Regions from separate parts of the Homo sapiens genome. Here regions 1, 2, 4, 5, 6 and 7 are each linked to region 3. A link is a contact called in ENCODE Hi-C or POLR2A ChIA-PET data. All regions are on one chromosome and are shown on one strand. The core of a region is the stretch at or near the end of the contact, and the rest is flanking DNA. Distances in the headings are between cores, read along the strand shown.

The links. Hi-C counts contacts between places; a loop is a spot of excess contacts on that map. ChIA-PET counts read pairs that join two places held with the same protein, here RNA polymerase II (POLR2A). Pooled maps may share reads with other maps.
Region 1: a loop to region 3 is called in a pooled map, with 20 times the contacts of the local background. The contact joins the enhancer-like site here to the promoter of EIF1 in region 3. A Hi-C loop is called at or near these places in 4 of 37 single-sample maps with no recorded cell type and 10 of 50 pooled maps. POLR2A ChIA-PET finds 5 or more read pairs at or near these places in 5 of 52 experiments (CD4-positive, alpha-beta T cell, CD4-positive, alpha-beta memory T cell, CD8-positive, alpha-beta memory T cell and 2 more).
Region 2: a pooled map shows a loop between it and region 3 (6-fold over the local background). The contact joins the promoter of ORMDL3 here to the promoter of EIF1 in region 3. A Hi-C loop is called at or near these places in 1 of 37 single-sample maps with no recorded cell type and 7 of 50 pooled maps. POLR2A ChIA-PET finds 5 or more read pairs at or near these places in 3 of 52 experiments (A549, GM10248 and GM12878).
Region 4: a pooled map shows a loop between it and region 3 (27-fold over the local background). The contact joins the promoter of ZPBP2 here to the promoter of EIF1 in region 3. A Hi-C loop is called at or near these places in 2 of 37 single-sample maps with no recorded cell type and 4 of 50 pooled maps. POLR2A ChIA-PET finds 5 or more read pairs at or near these places in 2 of 52 experiments (activated B cell and activated T-cell).
Region 5: a loop to region 3 is called in a pooled map, with 17 times the contacts of the local background. The contact joins the promoter of CASC3 here to the promoter of EIF1 in region 3. A Hi-C loop is called at or near these places in 7 of 50 pooled maps. POLR2A ChIA-PET finds 5 or more read pairs at or near these places in 5 of 52 experiments (A549, CD4-positive, alpha-beta T cell, activated CD4-positive, alpha-beta T cell and 2 more).
Region 6: a loop to region 3 is called in a pooled map, with 13 times the contacts of the local background. The contact joins the promoter of PTGES3L-AARSD1 here to the promoter of EIF1 in region 3. A Hi-C loop is called at or near these places in 1 of 37 single-sample maps with no recorded cell type and 9 of 50 pooled maps. POLR2A ChIA-PET finds 5 or more read pairs at or near these places in 4 of 52 experiments (CD4-positive, alpha-beta T cell, WTC11, activated B cell and 1 more).
Region 7: a pooled map shows a loop between it and region 3 (7-fold over the local background). The contact joins the promoter of AARSD1 here to the promoter of EIF1 in region 3. A Hi-C loop is called at or near these places in 2 of 50 pooled maps. POLR2A ChIA-PET finds 5 or more read pairs at or near these places in 2 of 52 experiments (WTC11 and activated T-cell).

What each region holds. Positions count from the first base shown.
Region 1 is chr17:43,359,246-43,362,185 of GRCh38, reverse strand. No RefSeq gene overlaps it. Among named protein-coding and RNA genes, the nearest start is that of LINC00910, 28 kb to the left of the region's middle. RefSeq lists silencers at 363-462, 913-972 and enhancers at 1,223-1,402, 1,448-2,143. Within about 2 kb of position 1,690, at least 38 of the 41 ENCODE cell types and tissues checked have a DNase peak (open chromatin) inside an H3K27ac peak, as active enhancers do; they include CD4-positive, alpha-beta T cell, where a contact is called at or near this core.
Region 2 is chr17:39,926,351-39,929,179 of GRCh38, reverse strand. ORMDL3 (ORMDL sphingolipid biosynthesis regulator 3) reads left to right here and starts at 1,579. Exons shown (of 4, transcript NM_139280.4): 1 at 1,579-1,696. It overlaps LRRC3C (leucine rich repeat containing 3C), which reads right to left and starts at 1,448. Exons shown (of 4, transcript NM_001195545.2): 1 at 1,366-1,448. LOC124903999 (a long non-coding RNA gene) reads right to left here and starts at 2,460. Exons shown (of 2, transcript XR_007065750.1): 1 at 2,418-2,460; 2 at 2,178-2,252. RefSeq lists enhancers at 1,103-1,714, 1,715-2,325.
Region 3 is chr17:41,687,226-41,690,458 of GRCh38, reverse strand. EIF1 (eukaryotic translation initiation factor 1) reads right to left here and starts at 1,574. Exons shown (of 4, transcript NM_005801.4): 1 at 1,390-1,574; 2 at 518-681; 3 at 270-371. The coding sequence starts at 1,420. RefSeq lists enhancers at 56-964, 890-979, 965-1,873 and a silencer at 1,360-1,749.
Region 4 is chr17:39,866,290-39,869,451 of GRCh38, reverse strand. It overlaps ZPBP2 (zona pellucida binding protein 2), which reads right to left and starts at 1,250. Exons shown (of 8, transcript NM_199321.3): 1 at 1,046-1,250; 2 at 838-903. The coding sequence starts at 1,097. RefSeq lists enhancers at 1,891-1,970, 2,211-2,430 and a silencer at 1,981-2,196.
Region 5 is chr17:40,138,973-40,141,833 of GRCh38, reverse strand. CASC3 (CASC3 exon junction complex subunit) reads right to left here and starts at 1,297. Exons shown (of 14, transcript NM_007359.5): 1 at 1,055-1,297; 2 at 600-627; 3 at 227-264. The coding sequence starts at 1,285. RefSeq lists enhancers at 981-1,280, 746-1,686.
Region 6 is chr17:42,979,029-42,981,849 of GRCh38, reverse strand. It overlaps PTGES3L-AARSD1 (PTGES3L-AARSD1 readthrough), which reads left to right and starts at 1,322. Exons shown (of 17, transcript NM_001136042.2): 1 at 1,322-1,804; 2 at 2,187-2,300; 3 at 2,406-2,472; 4 at 2,582-2,680. The coding sequence starts at 1,668. It overlaps PTGES3L (prostaglandin E synthase 3 like), which reads left to right and starts at 1,770. Exons shown (of 7, transcript NM_001261430.2): 1 at 1,770-1,804; 2 at 2,187-2,300; 3 at 2,406-2,472; 4 at 2,582-2,680. The coding sequence starts at 1,797. It overlaps RUNDC1 (RUN domain containing 1), which reads right to left and starts at 1,285. Exons shown (of 5, transcript NM_173079.5): 1 at 776-1,285. The coding sequence starts at 1,273. RefSeq lists a silencer at 969-1,218 and an enhancer at 1,289-1,358.
Region 7 is chr17:42,962,755-42,965,703 of GRCh38, reverse strand. AARSD1 (alanyl-tRNA synthetase domain containing 1) reads left to right here and starts at 1,250. Exons shown (of 12, transcript NM_001261434.2): 1 at 1,250-1,302; 2 at 1,467-1,598. The coding sequence starts at 1,264. PTGES3L-AARSD1 (PTGES3L-AARSD1 readthrough) reads left to right here. Exons shown (of 17, transcript NM_001136042.2): 7 at 1,467-1,598.

The DNA.
Region 1 (2,940 bases), core at 441-2,940, 1.7 Mb before region 3:
TGACTAACACGGTGAAACCCCGTCTCTACTAAAAAATACAAAAAATTAGCTGGGCGTAGTGGGGGCGCCTGTAGTCCCAGCTCCTCGGGAGGCTGAGGCAGGAGAATGGCGTGAACCCGGGAGGCGGAGCTTGCAGTGAGCCGAGATCGCGCCACCGCACTCCAGCCTGGGCGGCAGAGCGAGACTCCCTCTCAAAAAAAAGAAAAAAAAAATGTAATTAGACGTCTGTAACACATGTAATAAAGCAAGTACAGCAAGATGACTTTAGGTGATGGGCATACGGGTGTTCACCAAACAATTCTTTCAACGTATGTGTGAAAAAAAGTTTAAAGTAATGTTGGATGCCAGCTAGGTCAGGACGAGATGGGGAGGGGGAGGGGGAAGGGAGGGGGAGGGGATGCGGAGGGGAAGGGAGGCGGAGGGAGAGGGGAGGGGAAGGGGAGGGGGAGGAGGAGGAAAGAAGAGCCTCCTAGAGCTCTTCGTGTCTTTTCCGTTGTGGGTTTTTCCTCCTGAAGGGCAATGAAGCCGAAGGAGCTTTCCCAAGATTCCAGTGATTTACAGGCGCTTTTCTGTTCAGTGGTTGGCAGGCAGGGCACGGCGGGGCATGCAAATTTAAAATGGCTGCTTCTCTCGGGAGTTATGGGAGCAAAAAAGGAAAGTGAATATCCTCCAAAATAGTAACAATATTACTTACGCAGGTGTTCAGATTTGGATAAAGATACACAATCTCAACGTAGGAGAGAGAGTTATTCAGGGTGCTATCTGTCACCCTGAGGTTAGGATGTGTGGGAGAAGGAGTACAGTGGCCGATCGTTAACATTTTCGTTTTGAAAACGGTGTTGATACAGTGGAAGGCTTGTGGTGTTGCTGGCCCTTGATCGCTGGAAGGATTCCGAGGTGTAGTTTTCGAAGCGGGAGTTTTGTTCGCATTGGGCGCTTAGCGTCTGTTACTGTCGCTAACGGGAGATTGTCAACGTGTTTGCATTGGGCCATTTGCATCAGTTGGGACCGTTGTTACTGACCTCCTAGGTTGTGTGTTGCGTTTACACGCTTAAATCCGGGTTTCACGGTCTCTTAGTACTCGCGTATTTAAGCTCATCGCGCGTACCTTACTTCTACGCGTTCACGTCGGTTCGTCCGGGCCTATCAGCGCCGCTGCTTTTAAATTGGCCGTGTGCGCTTTACGTTTGCACCTTTACGTCGGATCACTGGGGTCCATCAGCGCCGTAGTTTTTGAGCTGGCCGGGCGTGCTTTCGAGCGCTTAGTTGCTTTCGGTTTCACTTGGTTGCGGCGTGACGATCATTGAGTTAAAGGTTACTGCACTCACTTCAGTCGCCATCGGTCTCCGTAATCTGACTGCCCTTTGCTATTACTTGCTTCACTCACATACGATATGCGGACGGTCCTATTTAAGTTGAGCGCCCATACTTCACTATCCCAAGTGGGACTGCTTTTTCATTTACGTGTCTCTATCCGAGGCAGTATAAACATCTTTCCATTCAAGTTTACCGCATGTGTTTCACTATCGAGAGTCGGACTGCTTTTGGATTTACGTGGCTTTGTGGGATGCGGTATGAAGATCGTTGCATTCAAGTTTACCGCCTCTACTTCACTGCAGAATCTGACTGCCGTCAGATCTGTATGACAGATTGTTGCATTCGTTTTCTGCGGGTACGTCACTATCCAGTCTACTTTTTCCATTGACGTGGCTGAGTCATATGTAGTATGACTGTCAGAGACGTTGGAACCTGAAGCGACCCCATTTTGAGTGAGGGCTAGAAAAATGAGGCCGGGACTTACGGGCCTGCATTCTCAGAAGGATATTCCTAGCTTTCAGATACTTACGGTTAAGGGAACAAATTAATGTTTACTGAAGAGACCCGAGTGTCCAGATAGCTGGATATCTGGAGAACAAAGGCGTTCCTAATTTTGCTTTAAAGGTAGTAATAGGGATTCTTGCAAAATGTAATAATTAAAGTTAATTATCACAAACCCTTGTAACAGAACACCTCTCCCCATGTGTACAAGCATTGTACCTAGGGTGGATACGTTCCTTCTCTTAGTTTCAGGAACGCCCTTCTCTGTCTGTGGAGTAGCTGTTCTTTCACCACTTTACTTTCTTAATAAACTTGCTTTTATTTTGCACCGCGGACTTGCCCTGAGTTATTTCTTGCGCGAGACCCAAGAACCCTCTCTTTGGGTCTGGATCGGGGCCCTTTTCCTGTGACGTATTTCTGGCCACCACAGATGGGACTATAGTGCTTTGGGGAAGTGTTGGGGTCCTATAACATATTTCTGGCGAATGATGGAAGGGACGATACTGAAGAAACTCCCCCAACCCAAAGGAAGTAGACTGCAGCACTGCAGTAGTCAGTAGACTGACTTTGGGTAAGTGGTGGAGTGCCCGGGTAAAGAATGGGATTGGGTTAGAGGCCCAACTTAATGGAGTTAGAGTCTTTCCTAAAAGAGAGTGGGTTAGAGGCCCCTCTTAATAAAAGGCAAGGACACTTGACCGACCTCGGGTTAGAGGCCCGACCGAGGAGGGTTAGAGGCCCCTCCCAGTAAAGCCCCTCTCGGCTAAAAAACAGGTTTGACACCGCAGGCTATGCTCTTTGTATTAGTCTGCCTCGTCCTCCTTGTCTTGGTTGCTGTCTCCGTTTCAGTGTCATTTTCAGGAGACTTCATTTAACTGGTCTTAGGGATTTTAACTGATTCTTCTCCTATGTCCCTCCCGATTTCTGTCCGTTTGCTTGTGAAACACTGGGAACCAAAAGCATTGGAGGATCCGGCTCTAAAATTGCTGATTGAGATTTGATATTTAACAGCTATGAGCAGTAAGATTCGATAGATGTGGTTGTGTTTTGTTGCTGCTGTGCTGAGTGTGATTGAGAAGCACTAGGATGGAAATCAGGGGACTTTTCTCCTTGCTGTTTTGTTTG
Region 2 (2,829 bases), core at 330-2,829, 1.8 Mb after region 3:
ATCAAAGGAGTCAAGCAGGCACACTTCGGAAAAAACAGAGACACCTTTCTTGCCTTAATGCTGGGGAGGTTTCTGTGAAAAGAACAACACTGGGTTTGCTTATGTCTGCAGAAAGATGACTATAAGGAAAGGCACCTCCACAAACCAGGAGAAACTTCCACAGGACATAGGCAGAGCTATTTCAGACTCAGATGATTATTTCGATCTTGGAATGAGCCCTTTTGGGGCCATTGGCCCTGGAAATATTGAAGAAGCTGCCTGTTCTGCTCTGGGTGGTTCAAATACCCACCTGCCTGGTGACCACTAAGTGCCTCTGGGGGTCCCACTCCAGCTGTGTGACAACTGTTTCCTGGCAGCCCCCTGGGGAAGGAAAGGTAGGTGTAGTCCGAGTAAAGTGCTCCGCAGTTTCCCTGGGCTAGCCTTTTCCTTCCTGTTCCCTCACTTTCAGTTCAGGGTGCCATGAACTGCCATTCAGAGTCAGGTTGGCATGCCATGACATCATCTGACCTTGCTATTCCAGCCCTGCCCTGCATAGAGTGGACTTAGAAAGAAGCTGGGTAAGGAGTTGAAACTACCCAGACAAGACCTCTTGGTGACATGGAGAATGGGAGTAACCGAGGAGACCTCAAGAGCCATTTAGTTCAACCTCCTACAGTAATATTAAGTAGATTCCTACAATGCAACAGGTGCTTTACATACATTCTTTTGGGTTCCCACAACCTTGGAGGTGGGGTTTCACAGGTGTGGAATTGGAGATTAAGACAAGTAATTTGCCCAGGGTCACACTGCCAATAAAGGAGGGCCTACCCCATGTCTACCAGGCAGTAAAGTCTGTGCCCTTGCCTTTAGACGATGCAGATGTGAAAACTGCAGACCAGAGCCTCTCATTCAAAGCCACACAAGCTGACCTGAGACAGAAACTCAGGCTCCTTACTACTGATGGAGGAATCTATGATACGTAGCCTCTTCTCACGTCAGGTGCGGGGCGGCCAAGGATGTGGCCCGGTCCGGGGCAGCCTGGGCCAAGCGTGACTGAGAAGGAGAAGGCAGGCTCCGTTCCGGGCCCTCCAGACCCTCATCCCAGCCAATGTTGTGAAAAGCGCTCTCCCAGGAGGGCCCAGCAGGGCAAAGGGCCGGGCTAGTCTGTTTCTGGAGGAGCCAATCTGGGGCCAGGGCGGAGGCAGCCAGGTGCAGTGGAAAAATCCTGCAGTTGGGGTCAGAATATTTGGGTTTCGATCCAGTCTAGGACCCAGCAAAGACCTACAGAAAGTTACTTACAAGTCCGAGTCTCCTCATCTGCAAAACTGGGGCACGGATAAAATACACTTGAAGGGCACAGAAGCAAAAGTTGGAATTGTTACGCACCAAAATTCTATCATCCGATCTGACCATCACGTCACGGTACAACTTCCAACCGTGCGTCCCCGAAGAGGCCGGGAACGGAGCCCAGGAAAAACTACAACTCCCAGGAGGCGTCGGGAGGGCCGGCCCGGAGCCAGCGGAAGAAACTACAACTCCCAGAAGGCGTCGGGCGTGCCGGCGCGGGGCGGTGACGTACGGGGACCGGCGCGGAGCGCTGATTCGGCCGGAGCTGCCAGCGGGGAGGCTGCAGCCGCGGGTTGTTACAGCTGCTGGAGCAGCAGCGGCCCCCGCTCCCGGGAACCGTTCCCGGGCCGTTGATCTTCGGCCCCACACGGTGAGCCCGGAAGGAACCAAGAGGCCCCAGGGCTACGGGAGGGGCGGGAGAGAAGGTGGGGGCTGCTGGGGAGGCGCCCCGGGCTGGAGAGACGGGGGCAGAGGGAGTGGGGGGTGGAGGGAGTGCATCAGCCGAGGGGGTGCATCGGCTGGGGAGGTGGCCAAGGAATAAAGTGCGAGCGGGAGGCCGGGGGTGGAACGTCGGGAGGAGCGCCTCGGCTAGGGGTGGGAGGCGGGGAGCGGCTCGGCTTCGGGGATAAACGTTTGGCTGCCTCCAGGGCTGGGTGAACGCGTGGAGATGGCTGTGGGGTCCCGGACCGGACCGGGTTCCGAGTGCGAAGACCCAGGCTGGGGAACAGAGCGGGACCCCTCCCCCCGGCCCCGCACCCGAGGTCTCACTCAGAAAACCCCAACAACAGTGAGGACTCCGCCTCTTCGCTCCTCCTCTCCTGTGCTTAGTGCGGGTTCGCCTGGGCACTCGCTTTCCGCTCCTACCGCCCTCCCCCAGTCGGGGTGGCTGGGCCAAAGTTGAGAGGTTATCAGCTGTGGTCCTGCAGCTTGGGGGGTGGGCGGAATGGACATGGCATTGTGACGTGCTGCCCCGGACTCCCCGTTGGGGTCCCCATCCAGGCCTGGATGTTTTGTGCTCCTCTTCCAGAAGACAGGAGGTTTGCTGTTGTGAGGGCTGCTCTTTCCTGGGGGAGGGAATGGGAAGGGCTCACCTGGTGGCTGCCCTGGTGGTGCTCAGCCTTGGCTTGAGTGTCTGGCATACTGGCTGGGCCCGGATATTTGTATGTGGAGCCAAGAGGGTGGGGCGGGAAGGAGGGGGAAAGAGCTACCAGCAAAAAAGTGGTTAACACAACAGAGTTGCTGCAGGCTCTGGTTTGAGGCAGGTTATGAAACCACATCAGGGCCCAGCACTAAGCAGCCACCTGCCAGCTATGGCAGCAGAAGTTTTCGGCTCAACTCCTGTAGACCTAGTCGACCTCTGCCAGCCTCTTCTCTCTGTTTCTCCCCATCTAGGGTAGGGGCCAGTTGGTTGTTTTACTAATGGAAGTGATATGTATCCATAGTCACACGAAAGTCTCAAGAGTGTTTCCTCATTGCCAGTCTTTTTGTTAGTTTATTGATCTC
Region 3 (3,233 bases), core at 325-2,824:
ACAACCCAGCATTTGGCTTATTTTACAATGCATCTATATGCTATTCAAATTTGCATCTGTGAAGTAGATCCACAGAAACAGTAAACCAAAGGTAGACAAGTCCCTTCTGCTTTTTCCTATAAAACAGAAATAAGTCTATGTACTTTAAAACCCAACTGAGGTTTTGCTCAGCCTTACAAAGCCAACTTTTATGTCCCCAGCAGAAGCTAACAGACAGGATCTGAGATTTGCCAGCAGAGAGGCACAAATCAAGTAGTGACTGAACTCACCTCTACGAGGAACTGGCATATGTTCTTGCGTTGGTCACCCTGTAGCTGAATTACTTCTCCATATTCCGGATGCTCAATTACAGTACCATTGCAGGCAAACTTCTGCAAGCACAAAGGAAAACGAATTAGGCCTAGCAAGAGCATGAACGCATTTATCACCCCTTCCGCTAACAATACATACAACACAGCTGGCACCCCCTTGTGGACAAATCCATTATGACTTTCCCAAAATCTCACTGAAGACCTACTTTCTTAAACGCCTTCACTAGTTTCTTTTTATCGTAATCATCAGCGATCCCTTGGACAGTAGTAAGGGTCTTCCTGCCGTTTCTCTGTTGAATTCTTATATGGATATAATCCTCAGTGCCAGCAGGAAGCAGGTCATCACCCTTACTTGCATCAGCAAAGGGGTCTGAAAAAAAAGGTTAAGCTCGTTCAGAGCTGTCAAAGATAGGATGCCACTGCCATCCCCTCGGTCCCCAGGTGTTTTGCGCGTGCAGAAAACAACACTGAAATCGTCAGGGCTTGGGCCAGGCCGAATGTGTCCTTTGCTGGCTCTCCCCGAGCAGGTCAGTCCGGGACGGCCAGCTTCCCCAGGCTCGGGGAACGCCCGGGCCTCCCGCCCTCCCTGGGAAGCCGATCACATGTCGGGGGAGTCCGGGCTGCCAGGCGGTGCCCCACCCAGCTGATGCAACCCGCCGGAACCCGAGCTCCCGAGGCGGGGCTAAGCCTCCCACCCCCATTGGTGCACCCGCTTGCCACTTAGGGCTGGCACCGCCTTTCCCTCCGGATCCGTGACAACGGGTGGTGACGTAACGGACGTGACGCAATGGTGACGGGAGGGGCGGGTGTGGCCCGAGGAGGCCCAGGAGCCATTAGTAAATGCGCCACTGAGACGCCGGGCCCGCCCAAGGGCTGACCTACCGCCTGCTCCTTCCGGTCGCGCTCAGGGTCCGACCCCGGGGCCCAGGCCTTGATCCCGCTGCCCTGCGACCCTGGTCAAGTTTCCCCTGCCCGAGCTTACGAAGGCCCGGAGCGCTTGGCAACTTCCCGGAACACGTCTCCGGGCCCGGAAGGCCCCGCTGCCCCACCCGGGCCCGCGACCTTTCCCATAGCTTACCGAAAGAGTGGAGGTTCTGGATAGCGGACATACGATACGATTCCTTTTCCTCGGTGGAAACGGCCTGCGGAAGGCGGCGGCGGCGGTGGCGGGAGAAGGCGGGCAGGGGGGAACGGAACGTCGGGAAGCGAGGGGGCTCAAGGGGGAGGCTGCTGAATCCTCGGCGGCGGCTCAGTGACTGGGGCAGAGGGGCGGTGCCTGTGTTTAGTTATATAGCCGCGCCTCTGACGCCAGCGCGCTGCCCTCACGTCCTGACCCCACCCACAGCGTCGTGCCCCAAGCGCCCAGGCGGCGCCGCTTCCAATTGGTTTGGAGGCGGGGACATGGGATGGCGCTTGCGCAGGAAGTCTGCGGCAGGAGGGCGTCCTCTTGACTCTAGGAGAGCTGGGAGGGGGAGGGAAAGCTTGATCTGTCTCGGAGCCTGCGCAGTGCGAGTGGACGGTGTCTGGGTGCCGAGAATACCGGCCCAGGTTTCGAGCGCGCCTACGCACTGTGTCCTTTGGTACGTTCCACCTTCTTGACCCTGTTGCATCCCTGTCTTCTCGAAAAGGGGAGTTTCATATGGTAAATGAACACTCCTTAGAGAGGATTTAGATGATGAGCCTCCCAAACACGAGAAATCCCCGTTGTGTCAAACCCACCTACCTACCCACCCTACTACCCACGGAGTCACAGCGGGATTTAGGGCGGCACTTTGATTAATCAACATACAATAATATAATCAAAACGGTAACCGCATAATTTAGATTGCCATTTAGATTTATTCTAAAGTGGGTTAATCCGATCTAAAATTTTCATTTAGATTAGATTAATCCATCTAAGGAAAAAGTGTGCCCAGCTCATTGGCATGAGTTCAAGGTATAGTAACTGGTTCTGGGCCCCCCCGAGAATAATTCTGGCACCAGAGGGCGTCCTTCATGTGGCACAGCTTGTGTGGAGTAGAGCCTTCCTAGAGTTTAGATGAAATATTTCCTTCAAAACAGTCAACCTTTCTTGCTTTCAGTTTATTTATTTCAACACTCAGTTGTAGGGGTAAGTAGAGTGGTGAAAAGAGACCAGGAATTTTAGACTCAAAGGCCTCCGGGGATAGGCAGGTAAGTAGGATCAAGGAGTGCAAACAGCCAAGTGTGATGTAATGGGGTGGACTGGGGGCTGGAGTAAGAACTACGGGCTGCAGTGGCCGCTCACCTCCAGCCCATTGTGCTAGATCTTTTTCAAGAGTGCCAGGAAATCCAGGTGTTTACATAAAATCTCTTGATTTTTAAATATTGCCAATAAATTGATTTTTTTTTTGAGACAGAGTCTCACTTTGTCGCCGAGGCTGGAGTGCAGTGGCACTGTGTCGGCTCACTGTAACCTCCGTCTCCTGGGTTCAAGCAATTCTTCTGCCTCAGCCTCCCGAGTAGTTGGGGTTACAGGCATCCACCACCACGCCCGGCTAGTTTTTTAAAAATATTTTTAGTAGAGATGGGTTTTCACCATGTTGGCCAGGCTGGTCTTGAACTCCTGACCTCAGGTGATCTGCCTGCCTCGGCCTTCCAAAGTGCTGGGATTACAGGAATAAATTGAATTTTTGATACAACACTGCAAGCCAAACAAAAATATGCATGCCCATGGACTGCTGGTTTATGTCCCTGACAGTCAGGGTCACTGCCCTTGTGGAGTTGAAGGCCAGCGGGAGAGAGAGCCACTAAACAAATAATAAGATAATGAGGCTGGGCGCTGTGGCTTATGCCTGTAATCCCAGCACTTTGGGAGGCTGAGGTGGGCGGATCACCCGAGGTCAGGAGTTCGAGACCAGCCTGGCCAATATGGTGAAACCCTGTCTCTACTAAAAATACAAA
Region 4 (3,162 bases), core at 1-2,500, 1.8 Mb after region 3:
GCCTGGGTGACAGAGTGAGACTGTCAAAAAAAAAAAAAAAAAAAAAGAAGGAAGGAAGGAAAGAAAGAAAGAAAGATAGATGATCATGATCACCCTAAGGGAAACCTGATGTTTAACTGTAAATTTTCTCCATTGGGAACAATAATTAAGCCTATCTGGGCATATTAGGAAGATGTGTGATTACTTCTTGTTTCTGGTTTGGTGGACAGAACGATGGTATGCTTGGAATCACTGCAACCCAGAAAGATATTAATTTTAAAGCCTACTGAATGCCAGGCTCATAAAGACAACGTCCTACAATTTGGTTGGGGGTCGGGGAGAGAACTCAAACACAGAAGGAGTCTAAACATGACAAATTCTATCAACTGGCTCAATTTATCTAAAATTAGCTGTGTAACTAATTTTCCTTGGGAAAGTTTCACTGCAGAGATAAAGGACATTTGAGCTGAGCCCTGAAGGATGCGTGGGAGTTTTTCCAGTTAATAAGGGGAGGATTAAAGATATTCCAAACAGAAGGCCTTGGAAATCACTCCTTTGCGTGGGTTTCCCGCGTTGCAAAGCAGCAGAGACACCTGGAAGTGAGATGGCATCTGAGAGAGAGATCTGGAATAAATCCCAGCCCTTTGTGAGCTGTAAGGCTTTAAAGCAAGGCGACACAATAGGGATCGCTGTAAGGATGAAAAAATGCGACCGTCGTGAACTGCCAAGCAGATGCTTAGTATAATAGATGCTCAATAAACGCTGGCTCGTTCCCCTTCTCTCCAGGAAGCTCTTCCGGGAAGAGCTTCGCAGTTCCGGCCCCTCCAATGGGCCCGCGTGTGCAGAGGCCCTTATTACCTGGCTGTCCTGTCTTGCCATAAATGAAGCCCTTCTTATTGAATAAGGTAAAACGCGGGCATTGGACTGCGGAGGAAATAAAACACTGACTTTTAGTTAGAAGAGGAGCAGGGTTCAGAGTCGGGCAGGGCAGGGCGAGGCGAAGGAGGCAGGACCGGGAAGCTCGGGCAGAGGGAGAGGCCTGGGGACCGGGTGGAGGGAGCCCCACCTCCTGTGAGGCACCAGAGCACCGCGGAGAGTAGGACGCACGTTCGCATCATCGCTCAGGGGCTGGCGTCGCAGGAGGCGTCGAGGGACAGACTCCCTCCTACCTCAGCCCTGGCCCAACACCTCCCCACCTCCTCCACAGTGCGGAGCAGAACGCCGGGGTCGCCTCCCCTACCCGTCCGTCGCAACGGCGGGAGCGGACGCGCAGGAGAACGCGTGCGTGCTTCGATTCTCGCGCGCGGGGGCGGGGCGACGGCGCTGCAGGCGATCGCCAGATCCTCTGGCGCCCACGCGGCAGCAGGCATGCGAACTTTTCGCGCCTCGCGTCCGGCGCCATTTTCCCGCGCTCCTGGCCCCTTGCTCTCTGAGCGGAGCGGAAGGCAGGAAGAGAATAAAGGAAAAGAAGCCACGGTGTCGCGTTCCGGGGATTCCCCAGTCTAGGGGCCGAAGGGATCAAGGAGAGAACACCGCGAGGTCCCAAGGACCGTGGTGGGGTAGGGCGGCTAGGGGATGCGATGAGGAATCCCCTAGGAAGGGGACCTGAGGAAGGCAGAGACTTGTGACAATTTCCTCCTCACGTGAAGCAGAAAGGCCCGCGTGGGGATTTCCTACGCCTCTCTTCTCATGAACGCTGAAACTGGGTGTCGAATCTCTTTCAAACTGACACGCGATTTTTACCTAATTGCATTCTTTACCAGCAAGACCAAGACCCAGAAGAGCCACTACTGAGCCAAGAAGGCGCTTCCGGGCCTTCCCACTCTAGAGGAACGTTGAATCTTCATTTTCACTTCAAGTATGAGGCGATGTGAGAGACCTCCCCCAGTGCAAACGTATCTAGGTTGATGAAGTGACCTTGCTTTAAAAATGGGCCCAATTGTAAGGCCCATTGGCCTTTTCTGTAGGGATGGAGCCCGATTGGCCTTTTCTGTAGGGATGGATGACTAGTCAAGATCGGGGAGCTCCAAAGGGGATCATGCCCGCGTCTTTGATGGTTCCTTCTTGGCTACTAGTTTGGTGGCCCGAAAGGCCCTGTGTGTTGTCTGTTTCTTAGCAGCGGGACACCACTCTCAGTAGTGGTTTTGAGTAGGCTGGTTAGTAGAGAGAGCCCAAGGTTCAGACAGGGTGCAGAATGGTTATTTTGGGTGAGATCAAGAGTTTTCGGTTTTATTTCCTTTGAGCCGAGTCAGTACTTGGACTCTCTCATATGGTCCAGGAGCAAACTTTGTCAGTAATTTCATTTTTAGTCACTGTTAATTTTACCTATATAGCATAAGCCATGAAATGTGACTCAGTGAGTCAGATCCACCCATTTTCAGTTACCATGTCTGGATACATGGTCTGGTCTCAACTGTTCTCTTCTTAAGGTGATGATAATGAAGACAGATTTAGGCATTATCTTTGATTCCCTACAAGTTCTTCATTCCAGTTTTAGTCAAAGTACATTATATATCCACAGTGTGTTTTATTGACTTTTTGGTTACTGTAAGTAATTGATAGTTGTAAATCCTGTGTGATAAACTAAATCCTATGAGAGGAGACTTAACCAAATGAGTAATAGTTGTCAAAAGTACCCATCCACTCTTTTTATATAAACTTTTTATTTTAGAAGAGTTTTAGATTTGCAGAAAATTTGCAAAAACAGTACAGAGAGTTTTTACATACTCCCTCCCGATTTTCCCTATTATTGACATCTTACATTGGTATGGTACATTTCTTACAATTAATGAACGGATATTGATATATTACTATTAACTGAAGTCCAAACTTTATTCAGATTTCCTTAGTTTTTTACTCAATGTCCTCCCTACCTCGTTTGTTTTTTTGCTCCAGGATCTCATGCGGGATCCCACATTACCTATAGTCATCGTATCTCCTTAGATTCCCCTTGGCTGTGTCAGACTTTTCTTGTGTTTGAAGGTCTTGACCTGGCTTTAATTGGTGAGGTATTTTGTAGAATGCCTCTCTACTGGAATTTGGTGTCTTTCTCCATATTAGACTAGAATTATGGATTCTTAGGAGGAAGATTACAGAGATAAAATGACATTCTCATCACATCATATCAAGGGGACATACTATCAACATGCCTTATCACTTGATGTTAACCTTGGTCTGCTGGCT
Region 5 (2,861 bases), core at 48-2,547, 1.5 Mb after region 3:
GAGAAGCCAACTAACAGTATAACACCTGTGGCTTGAGACGGCGTGCCCCAAGTTTTCCCTAGGTCTAAAGTGAACAAGACCTTCTGTAACACTTTTTCAGAAGCATAAATGAAGAATACACAAGAGGATAAACACGGAGGTCATGGTACGTTTGCAACGAAGGTGTGTACACGTTTTTAAAAAGCATTTCTGATCTATACCATAGGAAAAAACCTGTCATACTCACTTCCGAGTCTTCTGCACTTTCATAATCCGAGAGAACAGCTGAAATAAAACAGAAATATGTGGAAAAAAAGAAACCCAGAAACATTTTTTGGCTGCTTATTACAGGTCAGACTAAGAGTCTCATTTAATTCTGACATCAACCTACAACGTGGATAAAATTATAGTCCCCACTTACAAAAGGAGAAACAGGCTCAGAGGGTAACTTGCTGAAGACTATACTGCTAAAGCCTATGCTCTTAACCACTATGTTACAAAAAGGCACTCTGTGGCCCTAAATCCGTGACAGTGTGTGAGAATGTCGATGTTGGAAATAGATGACCTGAGTTTATGTTAAAAAAAACTCTTGTCCTAATGGGGTAAAAGATGCTACTCACCATCACCTTCAATGCCATCTTCACTCTCCTGAAAGAAAGCAGAAGACATGGGTTAGTTCTGTGATTTCCAGAGGTGGGGAGCCCAATAAAGAAATGTGGGTGAAAAGCTGAAGATTCAGCACAAAATGGTTGGAGAGGGAGACAGAGATAGGTAAATCTTTATCAAGTAGTAGCCAAGGCAGGTCTGGTCTCCTTCCCTCCAGCCCCGACTTCTGAATAAAACATCCGCTTTCCATCTCCAGCGGCTCTACCATCCTCCCAGAAACCCCCAATCCTTCTTCTTCCCTTGGAACTCCGGATGCAAACTCGCATTGGGATAACTCCCCTTTTCTCTCAAAAACAAAAAAAAGTCCCAGTATCTACTATCAACTCACAGACTACCTAGCATCACCTACACCCCGCCCCCGGCCGGCTCGCCGCCCGGTCCCCACCCCGCCCCGCCTGCGCGCACTCACACACTCCGACTCCTCAGCACTCTTGGCGCCCCCGCTCTCCACCCGCCGCAGATGAAGGGCCCCGGTTCGGCCTCCGCGCTGTGAAGGCAGAGAGCCGCTGCCGCCGCCTCCGGCGCTACCGCTGCAGCTCCCGCCTCCCCGCAACGGGGAGCCGCCGCTGTCGGAGCCCGAAGCACCAGATTCCTCGTCCTCGGTGTCTTGCGAAGCGCGCTGCCGCCGCCGGTCCGCCATCTTACGGAGAACGGCCACCACCGGCGAGGTACTTACGCACCGCGCCCGTCGCAGAGGCTGCTGGGAGGCTGGATAGCTAGTCCCGGCGTGCTACGCGTGCGGCGCTCGGCCATCCCGCTGTGTGTGTGTGTGTGTGTGTGTGTGTGTGTGTGTGTGTGTGTGTGTGTGTGTGTGTTGGGGTGTGTGTGTGTGTGTTGGGGTGTGTGTGTGTGTGTGTGTGTGTGTGTGTGTTGGGGGAGGGGCGGGGCACTGGGCGGGGCCTAGGCCTGCGGCACGTTTGCGGCCGACCCGGATTACGTCTATCGGTGATGTAAGGGGGCGTGGCGCGGCTCCTGACTTCCCTTGGGCAGGCCTAGGGCGAGGGGAATTGAGACTTCAGCAGCCTCCCGGGTTCCTGGCCCGGCCATCTTGGGCTTCCCGAGTGGAAGGAGTCAACCTGTCACAGCTTCACTGCAACACTAGGGCTGTTTCATGGTTTTCTGTTTCCATTTCTCACTTCTACCTACGTTTGAAGCAGGTCAATTTACTGCATTCCTTTGCTTGGTAAAATCACGAATCAAGGTAAATCTTAAAAGCTGTAGTGCTGCGTCAGATTTGCTGCACCAGCCTTGTTTAAGATAACGGGCGAAGGAGAAACCAGTTGTCTGCAGTGAAGCCAGAGGACTTCTTGTTGCAGCGTTTTCTCTGTGTTCTCATTTCCTCTTCACGTTTCTTCCCACCCCAGCCATCACCTGTCCCAAAGTGCAGGCTGGTATGATGCCAGTATTACCGGTTTTGTTTTGGCTTTTTCGAGGCAGGGTCTCACTCTGTTGCCCAGGCTGGAGTGCAGTAGCGCGGCTCACTGCAGCCTTGACCTCCCAGGCACAGGTGACCTCCTTGCCTTAGCTTCCTTAGTAGTTGGGACAACGGGCACACACTACCACACCCGGCTAATTTTTCTGTTTTTTGTAGAGATGGGGTCTCGCTCTTGCCCAGGCTTGTCTCCTGGCTGGGATCAAGCGATCCTTTCGTCTCAGCCTCCCAAAGTGCTGGGACTACAGGCATGAGCTACTGCCCTTGTCAGGATTTTAGAACCTATTTAAAAATAAATGGTCAGTAGAAACAGATGTTGATTCAAAATCCTGACATTATTTCCTTCTTAAGGTTTATGGAAATTATTTCATTTTGGCAAGGCATTGGCCACCATTGAAAAGAATCAGTGTGTTTTCTTTGGACCATTATAAGGATATACAAAGTGCATGAGCTAAGTTTTTAGTGCACCTACAGGAGTGCACGTTAATAATGTATGTTATCAAACAAAGGCCACCATGGCATAGAATTCTTCCCTGAGTAAAATATTTTTTTTTTTTTTGAGAGGGAGTCTCACTCTGTCTGTCGCCCAGGCTGGGGTGCAGTGGGGTGATCTCGGCCCACTGAAAGCTCCGTCTCCCGGGTTCACGCCATTCTCCTGCCTCAGCCTCCCGAGTAGCTGGGACTACAGGTGTCTGCCGCCAGGCCCGACTAACTTTTTATGTTTTTAGTAGAGATGAGGTTTCACCGTGTTAGCCAGGATGGTCTCGATCTCCTGACCTCGTGA
Region 6 (2,821 bases), core at 73-2,572, 1.3 Mb before region 3:
GTCAGTTATCAGAGGACCTCATTCAGAATGCCTAATGATTAAGCAGGATGGAGGAAGAGTTTAAAAATTTCAACATTATAGCCTGCACGGTGGCACACGCCTGTAGTCCTGAGGCTGAGGCGGGAGGATGGCTTGAGACCAGGAGTTCGAGACCAGCCTGGGCAACATACCAAGACCCTCCCGTCTCTTAAAAAGGAAAAATTCCAACATTAGGAAATTTATCTAATCAAGAGTTGTGTTTATTTCAGTTACTAAGAGACCCTGCTGTTAATCCAAACTCCCACCCAAAGAAGTGTAAAGACTGCCTAGATTTCAGGAAAGCAGGGACAGGGAGTTAACCTAAATTTCCACGGATTCCAACTCACTTTCCTTTCCTTTGCCAATTTTCCCAATCCCCAGAGTCGGGGTCCTCTAGCAGCCAAAGTGTTCAAGACTGAGATACGTGAGGGAAAGGTGAGTGGGCGCAGCACTGCTCTTGGCTGCTCTGCTGCCCTCTCAACGACTCACTTCGCTCACCGCTCCTCTACCACTCACGTCATCACGCACCGACATCTCTCCACATCCTCCGTGCACACCGCTCACCCTCAGGTTCCCAGGCCTCTGTCCTCTTGCCCTTCAGCCGGCCCCGCACTCCAGTCCCCTGGTCTCCGACACACGTACTCACCGACCGAGTCGGGGAGGCTTCTCCCCGCATGCACCATCATCCGGGTCTGGATCGCCACCCACACGACCCCACTATTCCCATATTCCTCGCGGCCCGGCTCCAGCCACTCACCTGGTCCTCGCCCCGCAACCATGGCCGGTCCCCTGGCAGCCCATCGCCCTCATCGCTGGCGGGGTCGCCGGGCCCTTCGTAACCTAGGACGTGAGGGCAGCCGCGGAAGGCGAAGTCTTCGAGCTCCCGCAGAAGGCGCTGCTGCTCCGCCGGCGCCCCGCGCACCACCTGGCGCAGGCGGAACTGCACCTGCGCGAAGTGCGAGGACAGCGCCAGCAGCGCCGAGTCCAGCCGCCGCCGCTCTGCCCGCAGCCGCCGCAGCGTCCGGCCCGGCGAATCCGGCGGGGAGCCCGGGGCCGCGCCAGGCTCCTCGGCCGTCGCCTCTTCTAAAAACGCGGTTGCCCCAGGCCGGGCCTCCGCCACCGCCCCCACTGGGGCCCAGCGCACCGCCTCGCACGGTGGCAGCGGCTCCTCTTCCTCCTCCTCTTCGTCTTTCGCCTTTGGCCCAACAGCCGCCACCACCGTTACCGGCTCTGCAGCCGCTTCGACAGCCGCCATCTTCCCGGAAACACCACCGCACGTCAGCCGCGCCCCCCTGCTGCCATGGCAACGGCGCGGTGGCCTGGAACCCCAGGGGAGTGGTGGGCGGGGCCTGAAGTACCCAAGTCCCCGAGGGCGCGCCTTCCCCGGGAATTTAATTCAGGACAATAATGTTTTATTGAGCGCCTATTGTGAATCAGACACTGAGCAGTAAGCGTCGGAGAAACAGGTGAATGATACCGGGGAAAAGTCATTCCCTGTGTGTAGCGTCTAGGGCAGCCTTTGCCCTGGTTCCAGCAGATGGGTTGTCTCTTCATAGTCTATGCATTTCTGAAGACCCCACGGTGAAGGGCTGCAAGGATGAAGCTGTCCCAGAGTATCTCCAGAGTGCAGATCCCTTGGCTGCCAGGTCATGTTCTCTCTTCCTCTCAACTGCTCTCCCGACCATATAAGGAGAGGCAGCTGCTGGGGGCGTCCCCAGGATCTAAAGATAGCGGCCCCTGCCTGGAACTCTAAATGCCACCCTGGAGCGGGAGCCGCAATGGCACGGTGAGTGTTTCCGGCTCCGGTGCTCCCCCTGGCCCTTTTCCCTGGAGATTCCCTGCTCCAAGTCTTCTGGGCGCTCCAGGTTCTGTGAGGCCCCACGGGAGCCCCGGACCCCTGGTCTCTGTAACTGTGGGGTGAGGGAAGGTGTGACCTGAATGTTCTCCCTGACCTCCTAGTTTCCTAGTCTTGCACGTTCTATTCTTCCCAGGTTCACATTCACCACACCCACCCACTCCTGTCATTCCCTTCCCTTTCACCCCTTCTGTCTCATTTAGCTCCACTTTGAAAAAACTGTGGCATCAAAGGTCCCTGGGTAGTCCCTTCCCAAATGACCTCAGTCTTCCCTCTCCCACCCCTATGAAGCCACACCTCAACTTCTCTTCAGGCAGCACGCCCGGACCTTGTGGTACGACAGGCCCAGGTATGTGTTCATGGAGTTTTGTGTTGAGGACAGCACCGATGTCCACGTGCTTATTGAGGATCACCGCATTGTGTTCAGGTAGTGGCCCTGCCGTCCGAGGGCCTGGCTTCCCAGGAATCTACCCCTTTCCTAATGTCCCCACACGGAGTATTCCGCATCTCCTCAGCTTCATTGTCTCCTCAGCTGCAAGAATGCCGATGGAGTGGAGTTGTACAATGAGATTGAGTTCTATGCCAAAGTGAACTCCAAGGTAAGGGTGAAATGGGACAGTAAGGTTTGGATGGAAACCGGGCTGCCCAGGGAAACTGGAGATTAATTCTAAACCCCAGACCCTAAGAATGAGGCTCTCTATCTGGCAGGACTCCCAGGATAAGCGCTCTTCCCGCTCTATTACTTGTTTTGTGAGAAAATGGAAGGAAAAGGTGGCCTGGCCGCGGCTTACCAAGGAGGATATCAAGGTGGGTGTGTGGAAAGTGGCCTGCTTCTTCTCTCCATGTACCCAGGTTACAGCTGGGATTGTCCTTGCCTCCTTTCCAGCCAATATTCAATCACTCAACAAGTCCTGCCTAATCTTTTTTTTCCAACTGTATTAGTCTCTC
Region 7 (2,949 bases), core at 1-2,500, 1.3 Mb before region 3:
GCCCAAACTATTTTAATGTAATGTAATGTAATTTTCTTGAGACGTAGTCTCGCTGGGTTACCCAGGCTGGAGTGCAGTGGTACGATTTCGGCTCACTGCAACCTCCTCCTCTCGGGTTAAAGTGATTCTCCTGCCTCAGCCTCCCGTGTAGCTGGGATTATATAGGCGTGTGCCACCACGCCTGGCTAATGTTTTTGTGTTTTTAGTAGAAACAGGGTTTCACCATGTTGGCCACGCTGGCCAAATTGTTCTTCTTTTTTTTTTTTTTTTTTTTTTTTGAGACGGAGTCTCGCTCTGTCGCCCAGGCTGGAGTGCAATGGTGCGATCTCGGCTCACTGCAAGCTCCGCCTCCCAGGTTCACGCCATTCTCCTGCCTCAGCCTCCGGAGTAGCTGGGACTACAGGCGTCCGCCACCACGCCCGGCTAATTTTTTGTATTTTTAGTAGAGACGGGATTTCACCGCGTTAGTCAGGATGGTCTCGATATCCTGACCTCGTGATCCGCCCGCCTCGGCCTCCCAAAGTGCTGGGATTACAGGCGTGAGTCACCGCGCTCGGCCTTTTTTTTTTTTTTTTTTTTTTTTTTTAATTGAGACGGAGTCTCGCTCTGTCGCCCAGGCTGGAGTGCAGTGGTGCAATCTCTGCTCACTGCAACCCCGCCTCCCGGGTTCCAGCGATTCTCCTGCCTCAGCCTCCCGGGTAGCTGGGATTACAGGCGCCCGCCACCACGCCCGGCTAATTTTTGTATTTTTAGTAGAGACGGAGTTTCGCTATGTTGGCCAGGCTGGTCTCGAACTCCTGGCCTGAGGTGATCCACCCGCCTCGACCTCCCAAAATGCTGGGATTACAGGCGTGAGCCACCTCCCCCAGCTCCTTGCTTTCTATTTCTACTGGGCAGTGCTGCTCAGTAACCATGCCAGTCCCGTCCCCGCCTCTATGCGCTGGGATTCCGCAGCCAGAATACTTACATCCCTGGGGCCCCAAGGGGCTCACTAAACCACGTGCCTTGTCCAGGTCGCGTTTTTTTGTTTTTGTTTGTTTGTTTTTTTCCTCCTGGTCTTGTCCTTTGTAAAGCCTTAGAACAGTCGTTAAACAACCCAGCAAATATGCAATTCGCGTTTTCAGTAAATTTATCCAAACCGCATTCCATTCCTTACCCTCCTGCTTCTGCGCAGACAAGCGCCCTTGATGACGTTTGTCCCACGTCGCTCTCCGTTCGCTCCCAGGCTTCTCTGCGCGTGCGCCTCCTCACACGCCTGCAGGTATGGCGTTCTGGTGTCAGCGTGACAGTTATGCCCGAGAGGTACGGCGTCACGGCGAGGCACTTGAGACTGCCGGGCCGGCAAGGCGGTTTGGGGAAGAGGGCGCCACGTGTAGGGAGTGCCAACATGGCATTCTGTCCTGGTGTGGAGAGGGCTAGGGCTAGGGCTGGGGTCGGGGCTTATTCTCTCATTCCTCTCTGTTCAGTTCACCACCACCGTGGTCTCCTGCTGTCCCGCGGAGCTGCAGACTGAAGGGAGCAACGGCAAGAAAGAAGTGCTGAGCGGTTTCCAAGTGGTGCTGGAAGACACAGTGCTTTTCCCTGAGGGCGGGGGACAGGTACCAAAACGATCTCTTCCCAGGAAGCCCCCAGTTTCTTTGTGCTCAGGCCGAAATGCTCTCCTGCCCCTTTTTTCTCAGCCATAATGAATTCAGATGAGCTTTAGTTTAATTCATTTTGTTATTCATTTAATGAGTATTTATCAGCAATTGCTTATCTAGACATAACATATGCTAGATATTATTCCAGGCTGTAAGGATAACCGGTGAACAACACAGTGCCTTTATATACGTGGAATGTTTATTGAAGACAACTGTGTGTGCTAGGTATAATAAGTAATAAACAAAAACCAAGTAAAGGGAAAGAGAGTGATGGGATGCTTGTCTAGATGAAGGGTAAGTTATTTCAGTAGAGACCTAAACGAAGTGAGGGGGTGAGTCTTTGCAATTATCTAGTGGTGCTGGGGGGCAGAGGGAGTATTCAGGCAGGTAGAATAGCAGGTGCAAAGGCCCCAAGGAAGGAATTAGCTTCGGGTTTTAGGGACTGAAAAAGATGTTCCTGAAGGAGTTCAGGTGAGATAGACGGGTTACAGTAGTACAGCAGAGAGCATATTTATCAGTGCTGTGATGAGGACTAGGTACAACATGAGCGCAAGTGAGGTACATTGTGAAGATGGAAGAGGAGGATAATAACACCAAAGGTGGGCATTATGAGAAAGGCTTTTCTTTCTTTTCTTTTCTTTCTTTCTTTCTTTTTTTTTTTGAGACAGAATCTCTCGCTGTCATCAGGCTGAAGTGCAGTGGCATGATCTCAGCTCTGCAACCTCCGCCTCCTGGGTTCAAGTGATTCTCCTGTCTCAGCCTCCCAAGTAGCCTGACCAACATGATGAAACCTTGTCTCTACTAAAAATATAAAAATTAACCAGGCATACTGGCAGGCCCCTGTAGTCCCAGCTACTCGGGAGGCTGAGGCATGAGAATCACTTGAACCGGGAGGCTGAAGTTGCAGTGAGCCAAGATTGTGCCACTGCACTTCAGCGTGGGGGACAGAACAAGACTCCGTCTCAAAAGAAAAAAAAAAGGTGTATTAAGGTGTGTGGGCAGCGAACCATGCAGGTTATTTTCTTTCTTTTTTATTTTTAAGAGACAGGATCTTGCTATGTCACCCAGGCTGGAGTGCAGTGGCCTGATCTAGCTCACTGCAGCCTCGAACTCCCAGGCTCAAGCAATCCTCCTGTTTTAGCCTCTCCAGTAGTGGGGACTACAGGCGCACAACCAACATGCTTGGCTGCTTTTTTGTAGAGATGAGGTCTCACTTTATTGCCCAGGCTGATCTTGAGCTCCTGGCCTCAAACAGTCCTCCCACCTTGGCCTCCCAAAGGCTGGGCCTACAGGTGTGAGCCACTGCCCT